2 separate regions of the Homo sapiens genome follow, and region 1 is linked to region 2. Evidence: chromatin loops called from intact Hi-C (ENCODE). Cell type or tissue: heart left ventricle. All regions are shown on one strand. Each heading gives the region's core, and the rest is flanking DNA. Links, peaks and the distances in the headings are about the cores only. Region 1 has its middle 48 kb from the start of MCTP2. Region 2 overlaps MCTP2 (multiple C2 and transmembrane domain containing 2).

The links. Hi-C counts contacts between places; a loop is a spot of excess contacts. Peaks named below come from ENCODE experiments on the same cell type or tissue, not always from the same donor. Only the 100,000 strongest peaks of a DNase experiment are listed, where the experiment ranks them.
Region 1: it touches region 2 in a loop (6-fold over the local background); 2 of 110 quality-filtered maps call a loop at or near these places.

What each region holds. Positions count from the first base shown.
Region 1 is chr15:94,176,651-94,189,525 of GRCh38, forward strand. No RefSeq gene overlaps it. Among named protein-coding and RNA genes, the nearest start is that of MCTP2, 48 kb to the right of the region's middle. In heart left ventricle, for the core only: no CTCF peak of the experiment used is centred there; no DNase peak of the experiment used is centred there.
Region 2 is chr15:94,309,207-94,320,417 of GRCh38, forward strand. It overlaps MCTP2 (multiple C2 and transmembrane domain containing 2), which reads left to right. Exons shown (of 23, transcript NM_001385001.1): 3 at 5,076-5,138; 4 at 6,323-6,431. Among named protein-coding and RNA genes, the nearest start is that of MCTP2, 83 kb to the left of the region's middle. In heart left ventricle, for the core only: no CTCF peak of the experiment used is centred there; a DNase peak (open chromatin) is centred at 4,804.

The DNA of each region.
Region 1 (12,875 bases), core at 3,634-8,633, 130 kb before region 2:
CATGGGGATCTGGTTGGAGTACCAGTATTAAACACCGTGGTAAATGTTGGATTGTTCTGTTACTTCAACTTACCTGTTAGGTTCTGTGCCATATGCTAGAAAGCCACCATAACTTCTGGAGACTATGTAGCTTTGAGAACTTCAGCATCACCAAGTTGTCATTAAGCTCAGACACTCCTGTCATTTCTACCATGCCCCCTCCTATTTCAGGAATTCCTTCAGAAAAATGACCAGGCATTCCCCAGGAAAGCCACCTAGATAAAGTTAACTGAGCTCTGGAAAGTCATCTGTTTTCTTGCTCCCATTGGGCCCTTTCACTTTGTTTTCAAGCCTTCTTCACCCTTTCTCCCCTTCCTTTGATCTCTTTCCCTCATCATATTTTTCACCTATACTCTGATGTTCTGCATTTCTCTGGGATCTTTGTTGAATTTCTTTCAGCAGTTTTTCTGGCATCTTTATCATAATCCAGTTTATAATCAAGAACAATATCATGGACTTTTCCCCAGTGACTCAGGAGGATACCTCCTTTTTCCCGCCCTTTCAGGTTGGACTGAATTAGGATTTATTTCCATGACTCTATCACAGTCTTGGATGGAAACATTTAGCAATCTGAAGAAGCCACTTGCTCTCTTGGCATACAGAGTGTAATAGATAATCTTTCATGATACGGTTGGTGGGAGTAGGCATGCAACAAATGCGAGTCATGTGTTGATGTAATTTATTTGTGCCTTTAGGGCTTGTGCAGGCCTCATATCTATACACCACTTCCTCATGACGTTTTGCTACATGGATTAGACATGCAGTTCATAATGGGTCCTATGATTGGAATATATTCCCCAAAGTTTATGTTTTAGAAACATGATCCCAGTGCAGAAGTGTTGGAAGGGGGGCCGTTTAACAGGTAATTAGATCATGAGGGCTCTGATCCCCTGAATGGATTAACGCTGGTATCCAGGAAGTGGGATTTTTATGAAAGGACATGTTTGAAGTTCTTTCTTTCTCTCTCTCTCTCTCTCTTTACCTCTGCTATGGTTTAGTTCTATGTCCCCATCCAAATCTCATCTCTAATTGTAATCCTCACATGTCAGAATAGGAACCTGTAATCGCCGGGTGACGAGGGAGGGAGGTGATTAGATAATCGGGGCAGTTTCCCCCATGCTGTTCTCGTGATAGTGAGTGAGTTCTCAGGAGATCTGGTGGTTTTATAAGTGTTTGACAGTTTCTCCTTCACACATTCTCTCTTGCCTGCCACCGTGTAAAACGTGCCTACTCCCTTTTCTGCCATAATTGCAAGTTTCCTGAGGCCTCCCCAGTCATGAAGAACTGTGAGTCAATTAAACCTCTTTCCTCTATAATTTACCCAGTCTTAGGTAGTTCTTTATAAAAGTGTGAAAACTAACACAATCTCCCTGTCTTTGTTTGCGTCTCTGTCATTTGATGTTTTTTGCCATGTTATGACATAACAAGAAGTCCCTCACTTCCATCAGTTTTGAACTTTCCAGTCACCAGGATTGTGAGAAATACATTTCTATGCTTTATAAATTATGCAGTCCCAGCTACTCTGTTATAGCAGCACACAATGGACTAAGACAATAGGTAACTCGGATCCTATGATCATCCAATTTTCCATCACCAGGAGTTTTTATCAAGGCAGATAATTAAACCATAAACTCTTTTCTACAAAGAGGAATAAGTTCTTACTGAAGAAGGCATAACTTTTCTTAAAACCCCAGTAGTCTGAGATTCTCCTATTGGGGTTTATCATAGTTTTATGCATACAGTATCTTGCTCTACCCCCAAAACTTAAAGTAGCACTCATTGGATATGCCTGAACTGAAACCTGGACCATCTAGGGATCCTTCTTTTGTTCTGGGCCTCATTCAAATTAGGAAGTTGTATTTATGTCCCAGGCTGCCATAATAAATCACCAAAAACTCAATAGCTTAAAACAACAGTAATTTATTTTCTCAGAGTCCTGGAGGCCAAATGTTTCTCAAGGCATTAGCAGGGTTGACTCCTAGTGAAGGCTCCAAGAGAGAATTCGCTTCATGCATTTCTCCAAGCTTCTGGCTGTTGGCAATCCTTAGCCTCCCTTGGCTTATACTGGCAGCACTTCAGTCTCAGCCTCCATTTTCACATTGCCTTCCCCTCTCAGTCCTGTTTTCTTATAAGGACAACTATCACTGGATTCAGAGACCACTTTAAATCCAGGATGAGCTCATCTCAAGATACTGAATTTTACCTACAAAGATTCTTTTCCTATATCAGATCATGTTCAGAGGTTCTGGGCTTTAAGCCAATATACAAAAAGGAAAGGACAGTTTTTTCAATAAATGATACTGGGCTGGGTGTGGTGGCTCACGCCTGTAATCCCAGCACTTTGGGAGGCCAAGGTGGGTAGATCACGAGGCCAGGAGGTCGAGACCATCCTGGCTAACATGGTAAAACCCCGTCTCTACTAAAAATACAAAAAAATTAGCCAGGCGTGGTGGCACATGCCTGTAGTCCCAGCTACTCAGGAGGCTGAGGCAGGAGAATTGCTTGAACCCGGGAGGCGGAGGTTGCGGTGAGCTGAGATCACACCACTGCACTCCAGCCTGGGTGACAGAGTGAGATTCCATCTCAAAAAATTAAAATACAATAAATAAATAAATAAATAAAACTAGAAAAACAGGATATCCTCAAACAAAACAATTACTTTTAATCCTTATTTTATACCATACACAAAAATGTACTCCAAATGAGTTAAAGAATTGTAAGATGTGATATCATAAAACTTGAAAAAGACAAGAGGAAAAACTGTTTGGCATTGTTCTTGGCTATGATGTTTTTTTGGCTATAATACCAAAAGCACAGGCAACAAAAGCAAAAATAAACCAGTTGGATCACACCAAACTAAAAAGCTTCTGCGTAGCAAAGGAAGCAATCAACAAAATGAAAAAGCAACCTGGATTGGGGTGAATTGGGAGAAAATATTTGGAAAATGTATATCTAGTAAGGGGTTAATATGCAAGATCTATAAGAAACTTATATAGCTCAATAGCAAAATATGAATAATATGATTTTAAAATGAACAAAGGACTTTAACAGATATTTTTCCAAAGTTGACATGCAAATGGCCAATGGGTATGTGAAAAAGTGCTTAATATCACTAATCATCAGGGAAATGCAAATTAAAATCAGAATAAAAATGTCAGCTCACACCTATTAAAATGGCAATTATCAAAAAAGATGAAAGATAGATGTTTGTAAAGATGTGGATAAAAGGGAACCCCTGTATACTGTTGGTGGGAATATAAATTGGTATAATCACTATGGGAAACACTATGGAGGTCCCTCACAAAATTAAAACTAGAACTACCATTTGATTCAGCAGTCCCACTGCCGGATATCGATCCAAAGGAAATGAAATCAGTATCTTGAAGAGATCTCTGCACTTCCATATTCATTGCAGCTTTACTCACAACAGCCAAAATATGAAAACAACCTAAGTTTCCACTGACAGATGAAAGGAAAAAGAAATATAATATATATGTACACACACAAGGGAATATTACTTAGTTTTAAATGAAAAGAAAATCCTGCCATTTGAAATAACATGGATAAATCTGATGACACTATGCTAAGTGAAGCAAGCCAGACACAGAAAGAGAAATAATGCATAATCTCACATCTAAAATAATTGAATCTGAAAATGTTCAATTAATAAAAACAGAGTTGAATACTGATTATCACAGGCAGAGTGTAGCAGAAATGGGAACATGTTGGTCAAAGTCTATAATAGTTTCAGTTATGTAGGATAAATAGGTTCTAGAGATCTAATGTACAGTATGGGGACTATATTGTATTATTAATATATACTCATATACTTGAAATGTGCTAAGAGAGATCTTATATGCTCTTACTACACACACACACACAAAACGTTAACTGTGAAGAGATGGACATGTTAATTAACTTGACTGTAGTATTCAGCTCACCATTATATGTATCCCAAAACATATTGTATATATTTAATATATGCATTTTTAATTTTTTACTAAAATTCTGGACATCATCATGTAAAACAAACAGTAAGACTCTGAAACCTAAAGAGAAGAAGAAAGACTGACTAGGGATCTCAGGACCTAAGGAATGACACAAGGGTGAGTTCCTTGGATTTTCTCTTTGCCTCATATTTCTTAAGATTGGAGCAGAAGGATCTGGACTTCAATGGGCACAGACCAAAAAAAAAAAAAAAAGAGTTCCAACAAATAGCTTGGTCTTCTTAGCCAAAGGACTAGAAAAAGGAAAACCTAGTAAGACAGAAAACGTGTAGACAATAACTACTCTGGCAGAATGCCACAGAAAGAACCATAGCCCTATCCTACCCCCTATAACAGCCGAGACCAGATGGGGACCCTAGACTTTACCCTTGCCAGGCTGTAAGGAGATATCTCACTTCTGTACCACAGGGTGATGTTACAGAAGATAGAATAGAAAACTGAGAATTAATTTCATCCCTGCAGGTGGTAATAAGATGTCCCCTCTTTCTGCAGTAAAAGTGGAGACCACACAGGGAACCTGGTTTTCACCCTGCCAGCAGAGGTGATATCAGAGAAGACTTACAATCGGGACTTTCATCATCGCTCAGTGTTAAGGAGGCCACTCCCTGCCCTGTGGCATCAGTGAAGGTTATCTGACGAGCAGTGTTGAGGCATTCCTACCTCTCTTAGCCGGGGATGTAACAGTGAAGGCCTAGTGTGGAGCCGGAATTCCCACCTCTGCCCATCAGTGATAAAGACATTCTCTGCTAGGGTAACAACCTAGGCCTAGTAGGGAACTGGACTTTTACCGCTTACTAGAGTCCCCTGTTTCTCACCAGAGTGGTGTTAGAGGAAGCCAGCCAAAACAGAAGCTTAAATGGCATCCAGAGTCTCAAAACATATATAACCTAAATGTCCAGGTTCAACCGAAAATCAGTTATCTCACCTAGAACCAGGAAGATCTCAAACAGAATGATAAAGGACGATCAATAGATGTCAACACAGAGGTGATAGAAAAATCAGAATTATCTGATGAAGAATCTAAAGCAGCCATCACACAATTGCTTCAATGAACAATTATGAAGACAGTTGAATAGATACAAGATTAGAAAATCTCAGCAAAAAATGGAAGATACAAATAAGAACCAAATGAAGACTGTTTTTTTTTTTTAGTTGGAGTCTCACTCTGTCGCCCAGGCTGGAGCGCAGTGGTGCGATCTCGGCTCACTGCAAGCTCCACCTCCGGGGTTCATGCCATTCTCCTGCCTCAGCCTCCTGAGTAGGTGGGACTACAGGCGTGTGCCACCAAGCCCGGCTAATTTTTTTGTGTTTTTTTAGTAGAGATGGGGTTTCACTGTGTTAGCCAAGATGGTCTCGACCTCCTGACCTCGTGATCCACCCGCCTTGGCCTCCCAAAGTGCTGGGATTACAGGCGTGAGCCACCGCGCCTGGCCCAAATGAAGACTTTTATGGCTGGGTGCAGTGACTCCTATCTGTAATCCCAGCACTTTGGGAGGCCAAAGTGGGCAGATCACTTGAGGTCAGGAGTTTGAGACCAGCCTGGCCAACATGGTGAAACCCTGTCTCTACCAAAAATATACAAATTAGCCAGGCATGGTGGCAGGGGCCTGTAGTTCCAGGTACTCAGGAGGCTGAGGCAGGACAATCACTGACCCAAGAGGTGGCAGTTGTAGTGAGCCCAGATTGTACCACTGCACTTCAGTCTGGACAAGAGAGCAAGACTCCATCTCAAAAAAAAAAAAAAAAAAAATTGAGGTGAAAAATACAATAGCAAAAACAAAACAAACAAACAAAAAGCAAAAACAAAAACACCAAAACCAAAAACACCCCACAAAACAAATTTAAAAAGCACCTCCATTGGTAGGTTTAACAGAATTCTATCTACACCAGTGAAAATAACCTCTAGGAATGGAGGGGAAATAAAAATTCTCAGAATAAGGAAAACTAAGAGAAGTAGTCACCAGCTGACCTATCCTAAAAGAATGGCAAGGGCTGTCCTCCAAATATAAGGAAATAATGAAAAAAGAAACCTTGGAATATCAGGAAAAGAAAGGATAGAGTAAGCAAAAAATATGGGTAAATACAATAGCCTTTCCTTCTCTTGATTTTTAATCAGAGTTGAAGCAAAAATTATAACACACTCTGATGTGGCTCTAAATGTATGGAGAACATGTTTAAGAAAATTGTATTATGAGCAGGAGAAAGTAAAGGGACATACAGAGAGAGAAGTTTTCTATACCTCATTTGAACTGGTAAAATGATGACATCTGTAGACTGTAATAAGATATACATCGTATACCTACATACGTTTGACATATATATAATGTATATGTGTACATATATATGCAAATATACGTGTATGTTTTATATATGATGTAATACCTAGAATGACCACTCAAAGAACTACATAGAGATATACTCAGAAACACTATAGGGCTGACTGCAGCTGCTCAAGCCTCTAATCACAGCACTTAGGGAGGCAAAGGAAGGAGGATTGCTTAAGACTAGGAGTTTGAGACCCACTTGGGCAACATAGTGAAACCTCATCTCCACGAAAAGAGAAAAAAAATGACTATGGAAAAATCAACATTGAATTCAAAAAAATGTTCAAGTGACCCACAGAAAGTCAGGAAATGAAAACAGAAATGAAAAATAGGGATAACAAAAAGCAAATAATAAAATGGTAGACATAAGCCTAACATATTAATATTTACATTAAATATAAATGGTCCTAATAAACAGATTTAAAGACAAACATTGGCAGAGTGGATCTAAAAATGTTACCTAATGCTATAAGAAATTCACTTCAAATATAGTAATACAGACAGGTTAAAGGTAAAAAGATGTAAAAAGATACATCATGCAATCAAAAGCAAGCAAGCATGGCTATGTTAATATCAGCTAAAGTGCACTTCAGAGCAAATACAATTAACAGAAACACATTATATAATGATAAAAGGATCAATCAAAAAACCATAGTAACACTAAATACAAATCTCCAAAACATGTGAAATAAAACTTGTAGATATTATAGAAGAAACAGACAAATCTACAAGTACAGTTGGAGACCGCAACACCCCTCTCTCAACAAGAGATAAAATAACTGGACAGAAAATCAGCAAGTGTGTAGAAGAATTCAACATACCATCAACGAAAGGGATCTAATTGACATTTATAAAACACTCCACCCCATAAAAACAGAATACACATTCTTTTAAATTGCCCATAACACGTATACAAAATTAGACCATATACTGGGCCATTAAACAAACCTCAGAAAATTTAAAACAACTGAAATCATTACAGTGTGTTACCTGACCACGGGAGAATAAAACTAGAATTCATTAAGAGCAAGATAACAGGAAACTCTTCAAACACTTAGAAACTCAAACCACACTTCTAAATAATATATGAATCAAAGAGGATGTCTCAAAGGAAATATAAAATATTTAACCTGCATAAAAATAAAAATACAACATACCAAAATGTGTGGCACACAGATGAAGTAGTGCTGAGAGGTAAATTTGCAGCTCTAAATGCAGCAGCCTCCCACCTTTTTTGCATTAAGGACTGAGTTCGTGGAAGACAATTTTTCCCTGGACTGAGGGTAGGGGATGGTTTGGGGATGATTCAAAATTCAAGAGCGTTCCATTTATTGTGCACTTTATTTCTATTATTATTACATTGTAATATATAATGAAATAATTGTTATGTAACCATAACAGAACCAGTGGGAGTCCTGAGCTTGTCTTCCTGCAACTAGATGATCTCCTCTGGGTATGATCGAAGACAGTGACATCTGAAGTGTTTTGCTTATGTCCAGTCTACTCAGTAATCTTGTTTTGGTTGCTGTCACTACAGAAAACCCTGCTTCACAAAGACAGGATGCTGGAAATGGAAGCAGGCTTTTCAGTGCTTTTGTGGCAATCTCTGGATATTTCACTTTGACTTTAATCCAGAACGTATGGAGATTTGTAGTCTCAAGCATACTTTTAAGGCTATCGTCATTTGCAGTGTCAAACAGTTGATCCTCTTCTAGCATGGACACCATCAGTTCGCCTGGCTTATTCACAGATGGGTCACGGATCCATTCCTTCCCAGTTTGGGGGTCTTTTGTGGTGGGAAGCAATGCTCAAACTCCTTTGAAAGCTGAGCTAGGTGATCATGCACCACCTGGTGTAAGAAGGCCCTGCCTCCATCACTTTCAAAATCTGGGCAAGTGTTTAAAACATGTCAGAAATCCCAGTGTTCACTCATTGCCCATAATTCCAGTTTGACTTTGAATGCAGCCACTTTATCTACTGAAATGAACACAGTTGTCATTCTCCCCTGAAGTGACAGATTGAGTTTGTGTAGCATGTTGAATAATATATCACCCAAGGAAGCAAGTTTTGAGACTTATTCTGTGTCGCTGAAACGTGCTGCCAGTGGTAACTGTTTTTCTGAAAGAAATCTCTGGAGTGGCTTTCATAATTCAAAAACTGGCCAGTGATCTACCTTTAGAAAGCCATCTCACGTCTGTGCATAAGACCTGTGTGTGCTCTGCGTCCATCTCCTCACAGAGTTGTGTGAACATATGTGAGTTAAGGGCATGTACTTTAATGTGGTTGATAATTTTAATCACATCCTGCAAAACATTTTTAAGTTCAGGTGACATTTTTCAGCTAGCCAGCATTTCTGTATGGCTGACACAGTGCATAGATTCACATTCAGAAGTGACCTCTCTGACCCAAGTAGTGAAACCAGAAAGCTGTCCAGTCATGGCAGCCACTCCATCCATGCATGTACTGATACAAAATGATCAATTCAGTTTTCCTGATATGTAATCATTCAAAGACTTGAATAGTTCTGCAGGTGTTTGTCTGCAACAAAAGTGCGCATAACATATCCTCATGCACATCCACCTGAAAATGTATAACACAAAAACAATCATTTTTGCCTTTTTGTCAACATCGGTAGACCTGTCAACCTGGATTGTGTATCATGGTGATTCATTAATTCTCTCTAACAATTGTGTCTCAATATCCTCTGCTATTTCATTACTTTATCTAGTTACAGTGCCAGCCAAAAGAGGAACACGTGTCCCCTTTTGAACTACAGCCTCTCCTAAAATTTCATGACGAATGTCCTTAGCAGCAGGCAGGATCAACTCTTCACCAATAGTAAAGGGCTTCTTAGCGTTAGCAATGAGATTAGCCACTAAGAATGTTGCTCTCAATGCAGACACATTTGATGAAGTGGTGGCCTTCAATAATTGCATCTGTTCTTCCTGTTCACATTTAAAAAAAAAAAAAAAAAAAACTCCAAAGGCTTGTCTTTTAATGCAGGGTGCTTAGTCTCCATGTGGTGAAGCAGTTTTGCAGGTTTTATGGCTTTGTCGGATGGCTAGTTACCACATATTATACAAAGCGTTCTTGAAGAATGTGAATCACCTGTTGCAATGAACCTGTACTCTAAATAGGACTCTTGGTATTTTGTTTTAAACGCAGCTTTCTTTTTGTTGGCGGTCTCAGAGTCTCACCATTAGATCTTTCCCCCTTTTCAAAGAAGCTCTCTGGTGATATTTGCTTTTTACTCATTTTGCCTAGGGTTAGCTTGTGGGGTTACCAAAACTGTAACTGAGGTAAGTGTGCAGTGAGGAAAAGAGGCACAGACGAAAGTGGTAAATATTCTACGGACCACATATGGACTAAAATAAGTGCTGGATTCTGATTTAAGGCCTGCCACCAGACGTAGCCATACAATGGAAGTACGTTAACTCACTTGCTGCTATAAAGCCTGCCACTGGAAGCAGCTTAATTGTCACTTGCCACTTGCTGATAGGGTTTTGATATGAATCTGCAAGCAGTTGATTTATTATGGTCTCTGTGCATTTATTATTTGCAGCTGCTCCCCAGCACTAGCATTACCACCTCAGCTCTACCTCAGATCATCAGGGATTAGATTATCATAAGGAGCACACAGTCTAGATCCCTCACACACACTGTTTACGATAGGGTTTGTGCTCCTATGAGAAACTAATGCCACCGCTGATCTGATAGGAGGCAAAGCTCAGGTGGTAATGCAAGCAATGAGGAACAGTTGTAAATAGAGATGAAGCTTCACTCTCTTGCCCGCAGCTCACCTCCTGTGGTGTGGCCTGCTTCCTAACAGAAATTGTGAGGAATTGAACTCAGTGTTGTCCTGTTAGAGCAGAAAGAAAAACCAGACCAAACTCAGCTGATGCTCGCCCATGGAGAAGCATTTACCACACTCATAGCCAGAAGGGAATCCCCTAGTGGTTCGAACTTGAGTGCCTGCAAACCTAGCCACTAAGGGCTACAGCATTTTGTGTCTCCAAGCAAACTTGAAAGGCAGTCTAGGCCATAAGGACTGAAACTCTTAGGCAAGCCCTAGGGCTGAAATAGGCCCAGAGACAGTGGACTGTGGAGGCGGAGCATGTGACCTACTGAGATGCTGCCTGGGGCAGCTAAGGGAGTGCTGTCATCATCCCTCCCCTAGTCCCAGACTACACAGTTCATGGCTCCAAAAGAGACCTCCTGGGGAGGACTTTGTCTTGCATCTAGGATACCAGCTCAGTCACAGCAGGATAGGGCACTGAACATGTTTGCAATCTACCCATCTGACAAAGGTCTAATATCCAGAATCTACAAGGAATTTAAATTTACAAGAAAAAAACAACCCCATCAAAAAGTAGGCAAAGTATATGGACACAGGGAGGGGAACACCACTCACCAGGGCCTGTCAGAGGATGGGGGTCAAAGGGAGAAAGAGCATTGGGACAAATACCTAATGCATGTGGGGCTTAAAACCTAGATGATGGGTTGATAGGTGCAGCAAACCACCATGGCACATGCATATCTAGGTAATAAACCTGCACAGTCTACACATGTATCCCAGAACTTAAAGTAAAAACAAACAAACAAACAAACAAAACTAGAAAAGCAAGAACAAAGTAAATTCAAAATTAGGGAAAGAAAAGAAGCAATAAGTATCAGATCAGAAATAAATAAAATTGAAATTAAAAAATATAAAAAATCAATAAAACAAAAAAATGTTTTTGAAAAGTTAAACACAGTGGACAAATCTTTAGCCAGACTAACTAAGAAATAAAGAGAGGAGGTCTAAATCAATAAAATCAGAAATGAAAAAGAAGACATTACAACAGATACTACAGAAATTAAAAGGATTATTAATGGCTACTGTGAAGAACTACATGCCAATAAATTGGAAAACCTAGAAGAAATTTAAAAATTCCCAGAAACATACAAACTACCAAAATTAAACCATGAAGAAATCTAAAACCTGAACAAATCAATAATGAGTACTGAGATTGGAGCCATAATAAAAAGTCTCCCAGTAAAGAAAAACCTGGGACCTGATGACTTCCATGCTGAATTCTAACAGACATTTAAAGAACAAATACCAATCCTACTCAAACTTTTTGGAAAAATAGGGGAGAAGGGAATACTTCCAAACTTATTCTATGAGGCCAGTATTACCCTGATACCAAAACCAGAGACACATCAAAAAAAGAAAACTACAGGCCAATAGCTCTGATGAATTCTGATGTAAAAATACTTGACAAAATACTAGCAAACCAAATTCAACAATATATTAGAAAGATCTTTCATCATGACAAAGTGAGAGTTATTCCAGAGATGGAAGAATGGCTTAACATATGCAAATCAATGTGATACATCATGTCAACAAAATGAAAGATAAAAATCATATCATCATTTCAATTGATGCTGAAAAAGCATTTGATAAAATTTAACATCCCTTCATAATAAAAACTTGAAAATATACCTTAACAAAATAAAAGCCATATGTGACAGACCCATACCTAGTATTATACTAAATGGGGAAAAACTGAAAGCCTTTTCTCTGAGATCTGGAACACGACAAGGATGCCAGCTTTCACTATGTTATTCTACATAAGTCCTGGAAATCCTAGCTAGAGCAATCAGTGAAGAGAAAAAATAAAGGGCATACAAATTGGAAAGGAATAAGTAAAATTAGCCTTGTTTGCAGATGATATAATGTTATATTTGAAAAAACCTAAACATTCCACATAAAAAGTATTAGAACTCACAAGCAAATTCAGTAAAGTTTCAGGATACAAAGTCAACATACAAAAATCAGTAGTATTTCTATATTTCAAGCAAACGATCTGAAAAACAAATCAAGAAAGTAATTCCATTTTCAACAGCTAAAAATAACATATCTAGGAATTAACCAAGGAAGTGAAAGATCTCTATAATGAAAAGGATAAAACATTGATGAAAGAAATTGAAGAGGAGGGGACACCAAAAAATAGAAAAATAATTAATGTTTGTGGATTGAAAGAATCAATATTGTTAAAATATCCATACTACCAAAAGCAACCTACAGATTCAATGCAATCCCTATCAAAATACCAATGACATTCTTTACAGAAATATTTTTAAAAATCCTAAAATTTATATCAAAGCACAAAAGACCTAGAATAGCCAAAGCTATCCTAAGAAAAAAGAAACAAATTGGAGGAATCACATTATGTTACTTCAGATTATACTACAGAGCTATAATAACCAAAAGAACATTGTACTGGCATAACAACAGACACATAGACCAATGGAACAGAATAGAGAATCCAGAAACAAATTCATAAACCTACAGTGAACTCATTTTTGACAAAGGTGCCAAAAGCACACACTAAGGAAAAGACAGTCTCTTCAATAAATGTTGCTGGGAAAACTGGATATCCATATTCAGAAGAATGAACTAGACTCTACCTATCGTCATGTGCAAAAATCAAGTCAAAATGGATTAAAGACTTATATTTAA
Region 2 (11,211 bases), core at 2,464-7,463:
TGGTTAGTGGAGCCGTCTGATTCCTTTTGCTTATTTTGTAACTTCCTTTGTCCTCTATGTATTTGTGTTTGTGACTCCTGTATTCTTAAATATACATATTCTAGATAGACAAGATACGGGTTATAGATTAAATATGCAGTATGTATACATTTATATACTTTAATGGGGCAGTTTTTAAAGAGAATACTATTGATTTGTTCAGCCAAATTTTTACTCTTATTTAGCTTTTCTGGATGTGGGTTTATGTTTTCTTCCTCTGAAATGTAAACAAACAGTGACTGCTTACCTAATTTTTAATTTGGCTTCCTGTGTGTGCCTCATAGTAAGACCCTTCAGACAGCCACATGGGAGATGGTATTCGTACAGGATCACATTTAGTGTATATTGAAAGGAAAATGTTTATTCACAACAGTTTCTTGCCCTCAATCTCAAAGTCCTTGGTGACTAGAGAAGATTTTCTTTTTAAAATAATTGATCTGCCATTCCAGTGTCTCCCCATATCCTGCCGAATTTTAATATATTTGCATTCTTATGGTAGGAAAATCCACATCTAAAGGGAATGCAAAGTATGTATTACCTTCCCATAAATTTCAGTTTAGCAAGGCAGAATGGAAATATCAATGCAAAGTTGCTTTTATTTAAAAAAACACAAATGAAAAACACTTACCTGAAAGGCAGCAGTGAGAGCTATGCAAGGGAAGACTAATCTCATAATAGTGCTCATTCCAAGATGTTAATGCTGTGTTTCTGAATGCTAGTATGTAATTAGACAGTTTTGTCATATTGAGACTTATTAGCTTTGACAATATTTAAAATTATTTCTCTTCCTGAGTATGTACTTGTACAAAATTTGTTTGAAATGTTAAAATGATGCTTATTAGGTAAACAATCAATAGATAGTACATCCCCAGGATGGAACACTACTCAGCAATAAAAAAGAATGACGCAGATGACAACCTTTACGGATTTCGAAGGCATTAAGTTGGGTAAAAGATTCCAGTCTCAAACATTTAAATACTGTATGATTCCAATGATATGATATTCTAGAAAAGATAAAACTATATGATGAAAATATACAATTACTTGCCATGGTTCTAGAGTTGGAAGATTTGACCACAGATGGGGGTCAAAGTGGAATAGCACAGAGGCATTTTTTTGGGTGGTAGAACTGTTCTATTATTATGATTGTGGTGGGGGTTATACAAATATATACAGGTGTTTAAAACTATGGCAGTGTACACATGGAAAATGTCAATTTTACAGTGTGTTAATTTTTTTAAGTAAATTTTTTTTAAAAAGGCCAAGCACAGTAGCTCATATCTGTAATTCTAGTGCTTTGTGGGAGGCCAAGGCGGGAAGATCGCTTAAGGCTAGGAGATGGAGACCAGCCTGGGCTGGTGTGCGACAGTTATGGCAGCTGTGAGAAGGCATCTCTATAAAAATAAATTTTGTAAGAAAATTTATAAAATAAATAAAACTATTTTATTATAAAATATTTCATAACATAAAATAATATATAATACTACAACATATATCTATTTAAAAATTTTTATATTCTAAAATATTTATAAAATAAAACAAAACTTAGCCAAGTGTGATGGTGTGCACTTGTAATCTCAGCTACTCAGGAGGCCGAGGCAGGAGGATGGCTTAAAGTTCCAGGAGGTCGAGGCTGCAGTGAGCTATGAATATGTCAGTGCACTCCAGCCTGGGTGACAGAGGGAGACCTTGTCTCAAAAACAAACAAACAAACATAAACAAAAAACTAAGGGAATCCACAGTGCTTGGTTACATTTATTGGGAACTTTCCTTTTTTTTTTTTTTTTTTTTATTTTTGAGATGGAGTCTCACTCTGTTGCCCAGCCTGGAGTACAGTGATATGATCTTGGCTCACTGCAACCTCCACAACCTGGGTTCAGGTGACTCTCCTGCCTCAGCCTCCCGAGAAACTGGGATGACAGGTGCACGCCACCACACCCGGCTAATTTTTGTATTTTTATTAGAGATGGGGGGGTTTGCCATGTTGGCCAGGCTGGTCTCGAACTCCTGACCTCAGGTGATCCGCCCACCTTGGCCTCCCAAAGTGCTGGGATTACAGGCATGAGCCACTACACTCAGCCTAGGAACATTTTTTAAAAATCTCGTAATATTGGTATTCTGGGGTATTCCTGATGAAATAAATATTAATTCTTCTCTTTTTAATGAAAAAAGTAAGTTAGTGATGTAGTTTCTAGGTTTATAAAGCAGGTGAAAATAATGCAACTTCTACTCAACGAATAATACCACAGGCACTATGCAAGAGTGTGGGGGAATATCCAAAGTTATGTGTCCCCCAGCGGCTGTAACTCCATCCTCCTGTGCATATGGAACATTTTGCTGTTCTTTATGGTAATCACTTTCCTATCTTGGTGTTTATATATGGTGTGTGACAGTTACGGTGGCTGTGGGAACCATAACTTTAAGTTCTGTGACTTTTCTGTGAGTAAAACCAGCCATAATGTTGAATTAATGTCATTGCTCACATTGAATTTCCTTGTTGTTATAAGTGGAAGACTTATCACATATTTGAATAAAAGCTCTGTTTTCATTTTTGATAACATGTAAATGATGGTGGTTAGGTGGATTAATTTTGTCATTTAATTAACATCATCATTCAGTACAGTGAGGACAACTTGGGAGAATATATATGGTCCAGTCTGAGGGGTGATACGGTTTAATCATACCTCTGTCCACTCCTCCATTTGAAAGTAGAAGATACAAGACCATCATTATCCTTGGCTAATGACATAACACTTTAATCAAAAGTGTTATTATCCACTTTAGTGGATCCCAATAGTTTTGTGGAATTATCTTCAAAATGGGATTGGTTAGGTAGAGCATTGATTCAATTAATAGAACTGGAGACCATAGCATGTGATTTTTCAGGCTTCAGAGCATCAGCACCGTTTACTCTTGGCTCTGCATGTGAAGGCATGGTTATTGATGCTGGAAATCAGGCAGAACGATTGCATTTGATTGCATTATTGGGAAATGATAGTGTATGGTATAAAACACATACAAATAAATCTATTGATATTGGGAAATTCAGTAAGTTGAATAAGGTTCTGATTATTGGCATAAAGTGGACTTCAGAGAGTACTGCCCAACTCACCTGGGGGTCCTTTTATACATAACACATGCAGGAGATACCAAGAACTAAGGGAGAGGTTGTTTGGCAAAGGACCTGTAGCCTCTTTTCTTGTCTGTCATCAAGCCACATTGAGAGTTAGGGCTGTCTTCCTGCCTAGGCAGTGGTGGTACTTCCTCAGTCAGAGGCATATAGTGGCTATAGTGCCAGGGCCCTAGAAAAAGCTTGTGTCTGAAATCACTCTTGATCCTGTGCGAATTAACCTGAACTGAACACAGTGTATTCACAGTCTAGGGACATTAAACCTGGGACTGATGGGGAAAGAGGCAAGGGTAAGAACCGCAGATTACAAGAACCTTAGGGCCTCTTTGTCCTAGCCCCATGAGGCTCCATTCCTTCTTGTACTCAGGGCTCGTTTCTGCCCAGTTGCAGCCTTTCTCGATGTCACTGCATGCAGAGGCAGTGGGCCAGAAAGCCCGTCCTTGTTTGCAGCTCCTCACCATTTCTCGTGGGTGCTGAAGATTTGCCCCCTGGTCTGGATGTTTTGTTGCTTCTTGAAGCTGCACTGGACAGAGCGAATGTGTGTCTCGGAAGGTAGCCTGCCATCAAGCTGGATGTCTGAGTCATGTCCAGGTGGTCACTGTGCATGGAAAGGACAAATGTCATCAGTGCCCCTACCCGCAGTGGCTCATGGTTTCCTAAGCATTGTCTCCGGGGCTGCCTCTCATCTCCAAATTGGCCCATAGCAATGAAGTTATCCAGTCGTCTTTGGAGGGGAAATTCCGTGGTTTTCATTGACGCAATCAGTCCTGGCTAATGTGCCAAACAGGAATATCCTCAAATTGCTGGGAGGCCATTTGCCCATGTCCCCCCTCCACTCTGCCTCTCATTGCAGGCAGCTGTCCTCACATTCAGCCCAGAAACTCTGTTAAAGTTCCAGAAACAGATAAAATCTCCTTTGTGCCTATAAAAGCTGACACAACTGAGGAATCTGTGCCCCATACTAACTACTGCATGATGCAGGTGTCATTGCCCTGTGGACTCATTTCCTGGGTACGAGAAGCATTTTAAAATTGGGAAACATAGGGGCCGGGCATGGTGGCTCACGCCTGTAATCCCAGCACTTTGGGAGGGTGAGGCAGGCAGATCACGAGGTCAGGAGTCCGAGACCAGCCTGGCCAATATGGTGAAACCCTATCTCTACTAAAAATACAAAAATTATCCAGGCGTTGTTACAGGTGCCTGTAATCCCAGCTACTCGGGAGGCTGAGGCAGGAGAATCACTTGAACTCAGGAGGTGGAGGTTGCAGTGAGCCGAGATCATGCCATTGCACTCCAGCCTGGGCGACAGAGTGAGACTCTGTCTAAAAAAAAAAACAAACAAACAAATACTGGGAAACATAGACACCTCTCATTCTGAGGTCATCTGTTCAGAATTTGCATTTCCCAGTTTTGGTTTGGCGATTGACCAGTTGCTAGCCCCATGAAGGTATGGCTTGAGGAATGTCTCTCAGATCACTCTTTGAAACGTTTCCTTCCGAACGGACATGCTCGATTCTCTGGATCCTGAGCTGCTCGTTTCACATCGGAGGCTGGGGGCCGGGCTGGCCCACTTGGGAGGGATCTGGCACAGTGGCTGTGCTGCCCCGCTGCTTTCTCTGGGAACAAAGCTATTTGCATGCTAAACATGTGGGTGAACTAGGGATGCCATGTGGCCCAGCAGGGGCGTGCAGTTCCTCTTATCCAGTGACTTAGGCGGCAGAGGACACAGCTAGGATGACACCTCTGCATCCACGTCTCCTTGCCACACAAACAGGAAGGCGGCCCTCACTGAAGCTGCATATGCAAATATCAGATTTCCAAAGGAAAAGACCTGATAGAGGGTATCTTCCTGAGTTGGTATTAATTTGCTTTTGTAAAGCAGATTTTTTTTTCTTTTTCTTTGCAGAAGCTATGTGGAAGCAGTGACCTGAATGCTTCTATGACATCTCAACATTTTGAAGAACAATCTGTGAGTGGCATTCCTTAAAAAGAAACATTAAATGTTGTAGATATTTCTCATCAAATGTTTGGGTTTGTATTTTTTTTGCCTCTTTTATTGCTAAAAAAAAAAAAAAAATGCCAAACCGTATCCACTTACAAAACCAGGCCTTGCAAATTTTCGCTGGAGGAGATTAATTCAGTATCTATTGATTTGTCAGACTGGGATAGATTCTTCTAAAAATACAGAGTAACTATGAAATTGAGTGAGATAGTAAGGCAGATAAAGCCAGTTTGAAGTGCTTTGAAACTTTCAAAAGAAGGCTGTCAAGGGTGGCTTAGCCACAGGATCGATTAATTGAATGTCCAATAAGTGAATGATAAATGATTTTATTTGCCCTTTTCCCTTTAAGGACAGTCAAAAGTTTGAAATGACTCAAAAATTTAATTGGGCTCATGTAATACATATTCAAAAACAGACTTGAATTCTACAATATGGCCAGCAGGAGTTGATGCATTTCTGGAGGAGGAAGTGACTGAGTTGCGGGAAGGTGAGACTGTGAGGATTAGAGTAAGAGACACTAAGAGTGGGTGCCAGAGAATGAAAGAGAAGGGTGGAAAAGCCGGGAGAGCACTGGACAGAGACAATGTCCTTTGGGGACCCAGGGAAGAGCATGTGTCAGTTGGACATGTGGGCTTGTGGGGGCATCAGCTGAGTGCCCAGAACTGAAATTTTACTACACATGGAAGTCTACAGAGGTGATGGGGGTTGGTGGGAAGGGTGGAGAACAGGACGGGGCATCTTACATCTGAACTTGGAAGCGGGGACACATGTTCTTGGGAGCCAGGCCTGCAGCTGCACTTCTTCCTCCTGTTGCCTCTCTTGGGGCTCTACCCTGAGTTTTATAACAAGGGATCCTGCAGTAATTTAATGAGGGTATTTCAGAGGTTGGTTATCTAATTCTTGGAAGGCTAACCTTGCAAAGATGTAATCATATTTGCTTCTGAATACTGATAAAATCCCACTGGGGAGAAATGTAAGGGACTTTTTAATAAAGCAGGGTAACCAAGTTGTCATAGTGAGGAGGAGTTGGGGATGACAGTCGATCATCATAGTGGCCTTTCTTTTTTCCCTCCAAAATCGAGAAGTATTTCTGAAATTCTCTTGCTTGGGCCCAAGACATACTGTCTTAACTGCCTTCTCCATCTGTGCAGGTACCGGGGGAAGCCAGTGATGGCTTGAGTAACCTCCCCAGCCCTTTTGCGTACCTCCTCACCATACACCTGAAGGAAGGCCGGAACCTGGTTGTCCGAGATCGCTGTGGTAAGACCTGGGTCTGTTATGGTGGGTGTAGCCTGGAAACTTCTTTCTCTCTGTCCTTGTATCAATATTGTCAGTCAGGCTTTGACATCACAGCATGGTTTAGGATAGACAGTGGCTCAAATCTAAGTCTCTCCAGGTATAAGACATTTGCAGTGAATCATTTAAACACACTAAACCTTACTATCCTTCTTTATTATTAGGTTAATGATACGAATCATCACGTGAAGTTGTTTTAGAATGGAATGAGATAACTCTGATAGCTTTACGCCTGGCCTATGGCAACTGTTCAAGAAAATGTTTCCTCAATCCTACTTTAATTATTCATGAGAAAAATGTGAGCCCATCCTTAGTATAAGGTCATCAGATGTACACATTGACAGAAATGCCTTTGAAACTATCTCCCTTCTGCTTTGAAATCTCACTGGACTCCCTCTAATAGCTAGTGTCTGCCTGTGATTGTTTTATTTATCTTTTACAAGTCTCTACCTAGCCATAAATACATACCTGTATATTTTTAAATGTACAGGTCTTCAAAATTGACCATGCTTTTCCATGTACATATATTGCCTTTCTTTTAAATACTACGTATTATTTAATGTATAACTATGTGCATTATGTATAATGTATAATGTTTTGTTTATCTATTTCTCTACTGGTGGTAGCTGTTTTTTTCCTTCTGTCTTTGCACTATAAATGATGCTGTAATGAACATATTGTATATGCTTCTGTGCACAGATAAGGCTAAACCTTATATTAAAATGGCATGTGGTTAAGAGCAGACAGTTGAGCTAGACTACCTGGGCCCGGATCTTGGCTTCTCCATTCATGGCTGTTGGATCTGAGAAATGTTGCTTGACCACTTGATGCCTTGGGTTGTTTATTTGTAAAACAAGGATAGTAAGATTCACCTACCTTACAGGCTGTTGGGAAGATGGCAGGCATTAACTTATATAACGTCCAGTATTCAATTGAGTGTTTTCTTCTAAATTTTTATAATTCTTCATAATTTTCAGCATTGACATTAGTTATATATTGCAAATATTTTTCTCCCAGTCTGTTGCTTATCCTTAATTGTATGGCCTCTTTTGTCCTTTAGAAGTTTTTCATTTCATTGTAGGCAAATATATCTGTTTTTTTCTTTATGATATTTATTTATTTATTTGGTTCAGTAGCTGAGGCCTTTTTATTCTAAAGAGTTCTTTTTCTTGCTTCGGTTCTTGGACGGTTTCTCCTGTTGCTTCCTCTCTATTCTGTTTTGGAACATCTTTTCAATAAAGGAAGGGTCTATTGACTCTTTGATCTGTCTTCTATGTCTCTTAGGTTTTCTTTTTCATTTTTCCCATGACTTTTTCCTCTCGGGAAGAATTCTTCAGCTTGATCTTCAGCTTGCTCATTTTCTTGTCAGTTGTTTACATTGTACTGTTCTGTTTACCAATTGTTATGTTTTTCATTTTTATAACCTATTTTGTTTGACAATCCCATCCCTTTTTGAGAATATTAAGTATTCATTTAAAATATCCTGCTTGCTGCTCTATTTCTTGGATATCAGTTTAATGTATTGACTGTCTCCCATTTAGGACATTATTTTCTTTTACATGTTTGATTCTCTGGAGCGGTTTGCTTATCATTTTATTTGTGTTTTTCTCTTCCCCCATCTGTGGATGTTATTTTTGCTTACTATGTCCTGCAATTTGGTGATGATGAGGAGAGCCGGGGCATGCTGCAGGACAGGGTGAGCCGGTAGTTCAGGCTAGGTTCTTCCCATTCCTCCTGGTTATCACCTGCCACTTAAAGCTTTTCTCTCTGCATACGCCTGTGCTATCTGCTTCTGCTTATTTTCAGGTGCCTTTGCCGGGCATTGCTCAGCCTCAAGGCATAGGACAGTGCTGGCCCATCCAGCTCTCTTTTTGTGCTGAACCCACCAGTCACACTGAGCTGCACTGGCCATCTTACCTGCTGCCTCCAAGCCTGGAGCATTCGTGGTTCACCTGCCATACACCCTTCCACCCTCCTACCCTCCCACTCCACCACTACCCAGAAACATCTTTGCTGTGACTCTCTACTGCTCATGTCTCTGGATATGGATTCTTTCATGAACTGATCTCATGTGGCTTTCATCTTTCAGAACTGTATGAAGTATGTCCTTTTTTTTCTTAAAATTTCTCTCTCTCTTGCTCATGTTTTCTCAGATGTAGCATTTTAAAATAGTGAAAAAATTATTGCCTACTTGTTGGTAAATAGTTTTTTTTAATCAAAGTCATAATTTCTTACCTATCAAGTGTATCCCTTCTCATTTCTATTATTATTATAAATGTATCTATTTTTACAACTGCATCTCTTGTGTTCTTTTTAATGGCTTGGGGCAGATAGCATTTTATGCCTGAAATAATATCTGAAAGATGTAATCATAAACCAGTGTAGGGGTGCCTCCCACAGATATCCTGATTCTTACCCTGATCCGGCACAGTGTCCAGTGGTTACTTTTGTCAAAAATGATTATCAAATTCATTTTGTAACCATTTCTCTGGCGAGTAGAAGAGTGTTCTAGAGAGTGTGTATTTTACATTACTAGGAAGAAAATGTTCTCAAGCTACATGTCCTGTTTTACATTTATGGAATTTCTTCAAAAAAAAAATTTTTTTTTTTTTTTTTTTTTTTTTTTTTGAGACGGAGTCTAGCTCTGTCGCCCAGGCTGGAGTGCAGTGGCACAATCTTAGCTCACTGCAACCTCCGCCTCCTGGGTTCAAGCGATTCTCCTGCCTCAGCCTCCCAAATAGCTGGGATTACAGGCACGCACCACCATGTCCAGCTAATTTTTGTATTTTTAGTAGAGACGGAGTTTCGCCAGGCTGGTCTCAAACTCCTGACCTTGTGATCTGCCCACCTTGGCCTCCCAAAGTGCTAGGATTACAGGTGTGAGCCACCACGCCCGGCCAATAGTTTTTAAGTTTAGGGATATATACAGGCCCTGGACCTCTTCTGTTGGCCAACTACTCCTTTTCTAGCTTTCTCCATTTTTTTCTAGTTCTTTCTCCCTCACTGCTGTCAGGCAATACTATACTTCTCTATCAAACTGATGCAGTTACAGCAGATTCCGAGTAGATGGTCAGTACACTGATTAGATGATGAAGCCGTTGCACACATCGGAAAATGATACAATAGGGCTTATGTGCACTTGCTCCATATCTTGCTGTTTCAAGACCAAAGTCTGCTCTAACCCCAGCCATTGTCATCTCTCTCTGCAGAGTTTCATCACAGTCAAAACATCATGTGAGAATTTGGCTTTTATTTTGTGCAAACCTAATATAATCCAAATGTAAATACCTAATAAGGAGTCTAGGTCATAAACTGTGCTGTTTCAGTCCCCATTTCTTTTGAAACCAGTAGTAATTGTTCTTGGTTTTTTTTTTTTTCTTTCATTTTGGGGATGCTTTATTGTTATCTGTTAAGAAAATACCCCACTCTTTCAACATTTTTTATTTCATTTTTATACCTTGGGGATGCCTTCCTATGCTCTGACTATGTCAACTTCTGTTTGATTATCACAAGTATTAAGATGAAGGTATGATCTTGAGCCTGCTCAGGGCAAGACGGCATTTGAGTGTCTACTGTGGGTTCAAGAAGGGGTCCTCATTACTAATACATGTGCTCCCTCACTCCTGCCTCCTTTGCCTAGGTACAGCGTCACTTTTCAATACAGCATTATTTTCTACAAAACCCAACCCAGACTCAGAAGTTTTATCTAACACAATCCTTTGGACCAATAGTTCTCAAAATTGAATGAGCCTCAGAAGAGTCTTAGGAACTAATGAAAATGCACATCTCTGAGCCCCGCACACAGACTCTCTGATTCAGTGTGTCTGGGGTGGGGCCTGGGAATTTGCGTTTCTAACAAGTTCCCAGGTAAGGCTGATGCTGCTGGCCCAGGAACCACACTTGGAGAACCTTTGCTCTAGGCAGTCCCTGTCACAGGTGGGTGTCGGCACATGAGAAGAAACCCATGCTTCTCCTTAGAGGTAGAGTTTCAACTCTTGATTATGTTAGCCAGACATTGTATTTTCCTGGGGCTTTTTCTCATTACCTGTTTGCTGTCTGTCATTGGTCTCAGCTTTACTTAATTTGTATTGGAATATAATTTAATTTAGTATTAACCCAATTAAAACAGGTTTAAGAAACTGTGTGATATGCTAAAGTACTAACTATAACATGTTTTTGGCTTATCTATGCATTTACAATATTTAGTCTTTATAACGTGTTCTCCAATTCTGTAGATACTAAACCAATAGCTTATTGTTGCAATAGGAAGTATCTTTCAATACAGACTCAGATGGCATTTGTCCTATGCAGTCTTTTATGTTTTTCACAGGCATAAGCTCTGTCTCACCTCAATCTTATAAGATTTTACCTTTATAAAACATATACCTTTATCCTTAATTGGGGAAATGACTGATCTGCTCTATTACAATCTTAGTGCTGTATTAGGAGGGAGAATAGTTTATTAATCTTTTTTTTTTTTTTTTTTTGAGATGGAGTCTCGCTCTGTCGCCCAGGCTGGAGTGCGGTGGCACAGACTCGGCTCACTGCAAGCTCCACCTCCTGGGTTCACGCCATTCTCCTGTCTCAGCCTCCCAAGTAGTTGGGACTACAGGCACCCGCCACCACGCCCAGCTAATTTTTGTATTTTTAGTAGAGACAGGGTTTCACCGTGTTAGCCAGGATGGTCTCGATCTCCTGACCTTGTGATCCACCCGCCTCGGCCTCCCAAAGTGCTGGGATTACA